Linked DNA regions of Homo sapiens: region 1 is linked to region 2. The links are chromatin contacts, found by Hi-C or POLR2A ChIA-PET in ENCODE. All regions are on one chromosome and are shown on one strand. Each heading gives the region's core, a stretch centred on a gene start or an enhancer-like site at or near the end of the contact. The rest is flanking DNA. Distances are from core to core; before and after follow the strand shown.

Region 1 (2,700 bases), core at 39-2,538, 190 kb before region 2:
TAATTACATCCATGAATCATTCTCAAATAGCTCCTGTCCAGCCAGACTCAGGATGGTGATGCCCGCCCAGAGCTGAGAGCCAGGGGCTCCTGGAGCCTCCGTTGCACATAAAAGCAGCAGAGGACGCGAGCAGGCACCCTAGCCCCTCCTCTCTTGGCCACCTGCCTCGGCCTCCCCCATTGGTGTGCAGAATTCACCCCAAGATCAGAGGCCTATCTCAGCACCCGTGGGTAGCGCAGAACCAACTCCTCTAGACCTGGCGGCCCCATCCCACGTTATCTTGCCCCCTCAGCCTCCTCCGTCCCCTTGTGGCTGCTGCAGACTCCTCCAGCTTCTCTTTCCAGCATCCTCTAGGCCTCACTTTGCCTCTGGTTGTCTTCACCTGCCTCTCCCTGTCTTTCTCCTCTTTCCTCAGGGCACTGGGAGGCATCCCAAGACCCAGCTCACTCCAGGGCTGGACCTCAACCTTGTACCTGCAGGTGAGACCCAATTCTACTGCACTGGAGTGGTGATGGGGCAGCAGTTGCCAGCAGCAGCCCAGTCCAGCAACAGCTTTGAATCTCAGTTTCCTCTTTAAATGGGATGGCAGTGCAGCTTGGACTAAGCAGGATGGGAGGGCCCTGCCCCTGGCTCATACCTTCTGCTGGAAAGTTCTGTCTGGCTGGGTGTGGCCCACCCTATAGGGTTCTGACCTTAACCCAAGTCCATGAGTCCACCTCCCTCCTGCCACCTTCTGGGAGACTGGGGTGAAGGACTACAGGCATCCCCTGCTTCCATCTGGGAGCCCTGGACAAGCTGGGCTCCAACTCCCCATGGGCTGTAGGGACAGAAGCTGAGAATCTGATGCTCTAGCAACAGTGCTTCTGTGAGTCAATAAGCACGTGGTAGGGAAAGGGAGTGAGAGGCAGAAATGCACTTTATCGACTGCAGAAATTATTTACCTGGGTCAGAAAGAATTGCTGAGAGGGAAGTGCCTACTGTGCACAGGGTCAGCCTGGCTCTTGCCCCATTGGGCGCTGTGGGGACGACTTCCCCATCTAGCCAGAGGGGGTCCCTGGGGGTCAGAGACCCTCAGGAACTTGCAAGGCAGGCAGACTTGGCACCTGCCTGACTCCAGAAAGTTTCAAGGCCGAAGTTCTAGCCAGGTCTCCTTGAGTCCCAGAGACGTGGAGAGAGCCCCTGGGAACCTCCAGTACCTCAGGACTTGGTGGGAAGTCCTCTCCTTACCACCACCTATACCAGCCTGGCTGGAAAGATGATGGAATGCTGCCACCTGGTGGCCACCAACAACACAGTACCCTCCTCCAGTATCGACTGTGGGCAATCTTCCCCCACACCCCACCTGTCCCTGAGGGCATTCATTCCTCCGGAATCGGGGTGGCTGGGATCTGGGCGCCCTTGAGACCCCCAGCCAGACTATGCATGCCTGGGGAGCTTAGCTCAGGCCGGGATGCTCATCTGGGCTTTGAAACTTGTTTGATGCACAGCCATGACAGCTGCTCCTGGACGGCCCTCAAAGCCTTGCACGTTGTAGCAGCTGTCCCAGCCAAGGGCAGTCTGGACTTGGGAATCCTTGGAGGCTCCTTCTAGTTCAGTAAGAGCACCGTTCAAATTCAAGATTTGGGTTCCCCTGATTGAGAGGATTGCACTACTCTCACAGCATCTCAACATCACACAGGACTAAGAGGAATGGTGGCCCTATGGGCAGCACACAGCACATTTAACCGGGCTTGGGATTGGAGTAAACCCTGATGGGCCAGTCAGGAGGATGCTTGGGATCCTAGTGCTTCCAAACCAGAAGGATCACCCAAATATGGTCTTGCAGGATACCTGGGCCCAAGATAACAGCCTGTCAAACCTCAAGGACTGGGGCCATCAATTTAGATGCAGGGTGAAGGCTGCAGTCACCTGGCTAGGTATGCTGGTAACAGGTGAGGCCAGAGGAGGGAGCCTCCATCTCTGAGGAGCTGGCTCAGACCCTCACATTCACAGGAACCCTCAGCTTCATGTTCATAGGAAAGGCCACGCTGGTGTTGACAACAGATGCCGTGGTCCACAGCACACATGGGAGAGCCTTGAGCAGCTTTGACAGGTAACTCTAAGCACCAGCAGTGTGGGACAGGTTGAGGTGCCCTTCCGGGTGCTGGGAAGTCAATCTGAGGCTGCTAGAGGGCTGGCTCCTATTAATGCCTGGCCATGGCTCCCCTAGGGAAGACGCTTCCACCCAACCTTTGCTGAGCTGGGTACATATAATTAAGAGCTTCCCAGATCCTATTCTGGGTATGCTCACCTGGAAGAGCTTTCCGGGCCGGATGTCAAAAGGGTCTAATTAGGGTACTCAGGACTGCTGCTCAGGTGCGAGGAACACCAGCATCACCCTTGATGCCGTGAGGGCTCTGGAGGTGAGGCCAGTTTCTTATCCAACTTCTGTAGACCAGATCTGTGACACACTCTCCACCCCAGCTCTGGGCGCTTGGGCCCTCATTTGTGAAGTTCCCAAGCCTTACTCTGCAGAAACCCAGGCTTGGGGCTTCTGCATTTGCGTCCACCTCTCCCTAGCCAGAGCTGTGATTAGGCTCAGCTTCTCCAAGGCACTACCCTACAGGCCAGGGTGAGGACCTCCTGAGCATTTTCTATTCCTTAACGCCCTGCCCGAAAAGAGGAAAACGTGACCACCCACAAAAGCAAGTCTAGCTTCAA
Region 2 (2,700 bases), core at 106-2,605:
GGCCAGTGTTGTGGAAGCAGGCTACAAGTGGCAGCCATCTGAGACTGGAAGAAAAGCCCAGGGGCGGAGCTCTACCCTAACTCCAGTGTAGGGCTTAGAGAGGAAAAGGACACTGCCCCCAGGTGCTTGTGGAGCAGCAGGGAAAGTCAGAGGAGTGATCTGACTTTTTTTTTCATCCTATTAACTTTTGGGAGAATTAACCATAAGGCTGTAAAGTGAATTAATTGCTTCAGAAAAGAACATGAGCAGTGGTGCCAAACACTAATTTTACTTTTTAAAACCATCTCTAAAAATAAGGGTCTTTTGGGAGAGCCTGTTGTTGACTGTTTTCCTGTTGTTTTTATTGCTTTGCGTCTAGGAAATTACAAACAATGATTCTTTGCAATGGTAAATCACCTGGGGAGCTTTTAAAACAATAGTGATGCCTGGCTCCCCAACACTCCACCCTACTCTAAATTCAATTAAATCAAAATCTCTAGGGCTGGTGTCCAGGCATTAGTTTTTTTGTTGTTGTTTTTGAGACAGGGTCTCGCTCTGGTGCTCAGGCTGGAGTGCAGGGCATGATCATGGCTCACAGCAACCTCGACCTCCTGGAATCCCACTTCAGCCTCCCGAGTATCTGGGACTACAGGCACACGCCATCAAGCCTGGCTAGTTTTTGTATTTTTAGTAGAGATGGGGTTTCACCATGTTGGCCAGGCTGGTCTGGAACTCCTGACCTCAAGTGATCCGCCCACCTCGGTCTCCCAAGTGTTGGGATTACAGGCGTGAGCCGCCTCGCCCGTCCTAGTTCTTTTTTTTTTTTTTTAAAGCTTCCCGGCTTATTCTATGTGCCGTCAGAGTTGAGAACTACCGTTCTAGAGCATTATACTGATACATTAAAACGTGGCTACAAATATGTTTTTAGAAACAATTAGTGCGACTTTTGCGCATGCCCACATCCTTTACAGCCTGTGTGGCTGGGCCCACTAATGACATTTATCCAGTCCCCCAAACTTGCACTGTCCTTCCACAATCAGTGGGAGAAACAATCCTAACGTCCCTTTCTCTCACTTGAAATGAACTGCTAGCTGGCTCGGACGGAGAGGCCCAGAGTCCAGGGCTGTTCTGTGTGGGACTCTAGACTCGGAGGAGGCGCCCAGGCCCCTAGAAGGCGGCGCCGGATGAGGCAATCGCGGACCCGGGTCAGGACCTGCCCACGGCTCTGCTGGGACTAGGAGCCCAGAACCAGTCCCTCGGCGCCGCAGGCGGCCAAACGCTAAGGACTACATTTCCCACAATGCACCCCGGGGGCGGGCCGAGTCGGGCTGAGCGGCTGGAGCTGGGCCTTGGCCGCGAGAGGCCGGCGAAAGCTATCTTCCTGCACCGGCGGCCGGGTGAGGGCGGTGGGAGGGAGCGGTGCCTGCGCTGTGGCCATGTCTGTGTACGCAGGGGGCCGGGGCCCCGCGAAGCTGTGCCCTCAGGCCGGCCCCGGCCGGACACCCTTACCCCTCCATGGGTCCGGCAGAGGGCAGTGACCGGCACCTTCTGTGCGTCCTGGACTCCTCTGAGAAACAGGTGAGTTGACTGCCAGCCCACGTGGCCTGGAGGCACCTAGAGACTGGAGAGCTGTCATCTTTGGAGGGAGGGGCTTGAAGACGGGGGCCTCCAGCCATCAACGCTATCGTTTGCAATGGGAAGACTGTGTCTCCCTGCGGTCCCTCAGCCGGCTAGTCCCCAGCTGGGGAATACAAAAGGCGAGATCTGGAACCCATCCTTTGGCTGGGAGGGCGAGATCCGGTAGGGGGCAGTGGCCAGGTAGGACTCTCCCCACTCCCCCACCCCCGCCCCGCCAACAAACGTACACATATTCGGCCGGTAGAGTCTTCTCAAAAAGCAACAGAGGTAACTGGGATGAGCGGGGCAGCACCTGGAAGGGGCTTGGGTCTTTGCTTTGTTGTTTTTAGACGGAGTTTCACTCTTGTTGCCCAGTCTGGAGTGCAGTGGTGTGATCTCAGCTCTCTGCAACCTCCGCCTCCCAGGTTCAAGCGATTCTCCTGCCTCAGCCTCCCGAGTAGCTGGGATTACAGGCATGCGCCACCACGCCCAGCTAATTTTTTGTATTTTTGTATTTTTTTAGTAGAGACGGGGTTTCACCATGTTGGCCAGGCTCGTCTTGAACTCCTGACCTCAGGTGATCTGCCTGCCTCAGCTTCCCAAAGTGCTGGGATTACAGGCATGAGCCACTGCGCCTGGCCGGACTTTGCACCAGTTTGCCTGGTGCAACTGGGTTGTCCCTTGTACTGGGTGAGCCACCCTTTCTGGGCACAAGTTTGCAGAGGGAGAGTGAGCACCCTTTGTCAGGGAGGGAAGTAACCGCCAGAAGTGACAAGGACCAGACTGTGATCTCAGCATGGAGTAGGCATCCTGCTGAAGCAGCCATAGCACAGCCTCACCTGGGCCTTGTCTGCCACACATCCTGTATCCTGGCACCTCCTTTCCAGACAGGCCGCTCCAAAGGGTTAAGGTGAAATGAAGTGCTATCCAAGCAAGAAGAGGGAGCAGGAGTGGTAGGGAGTCAGTAGGGAGGGGCTTCTGAAGGCCTTCTCTGCTCCAAGGCTGCCTGAGTGAGAGAGGCACACTACAAGGGCTGATTGAGCCAACTTGTTTGGTGACATTGCTCACAGGCATAGCAGGGCACTTCTAGGAAAAGCAAGGCCT

The links. Hi-C counts contacts between places; a loop is a spot of excess contacts on that map. ChIA-PET counts read pairs that join two places held with the same protein, here RNA polymerase II (POLR2A). Pooled maps may share reads with other maps.
Region 1: a loop to region 2 is called in a pooled map, with 2.8 times the contacts of the local background. The contact joins the enhancer-like site here to the promoter of MON1A in region 2. A Hi-C loop is called at or near these places in 2 of 50 pooled maps. POLR2A ChIA-PET finds 5 or more read pairs at or near these places in 4 of 52 experiments (AG04450, HepG2, PC-3 and 1 more).

The regions. Positions count from the first base shown.
Region 1 is chr3:50,120,304-50,123,003 of GRCh38, reverse strand. SEMA3F-AS1 (SEMA3F antisense RNA 1) reads left to right here. Exons shown (of 4, transcript NR_135301.1): 3 at 416-479. Among named protein-coding and RNA genes, the nearest start is that of RBM5-AS1, 21 kb to the right of the region's middle. RefSeq lists enhancers at 950-1,827, 1,828-2,700. Within about 2 kb of position 1,288, at least 3 of the 41 ENCODE cell types and tissues checked have a DNase peak (open chromatin) inside an H3K27ac peak, as active enhancers do.
Region 2 is chr3:49,928,466-49,931,165 of GRCh38, reverse strand. MON1A (MON1 vesicular trafficking associated A) reads left to right here and starts at 1,355. Exons shown (of 6, transcript NM_032355.4): 1 at 1,355-1,557. RefSeq lists a silencer at 1,299-1,648.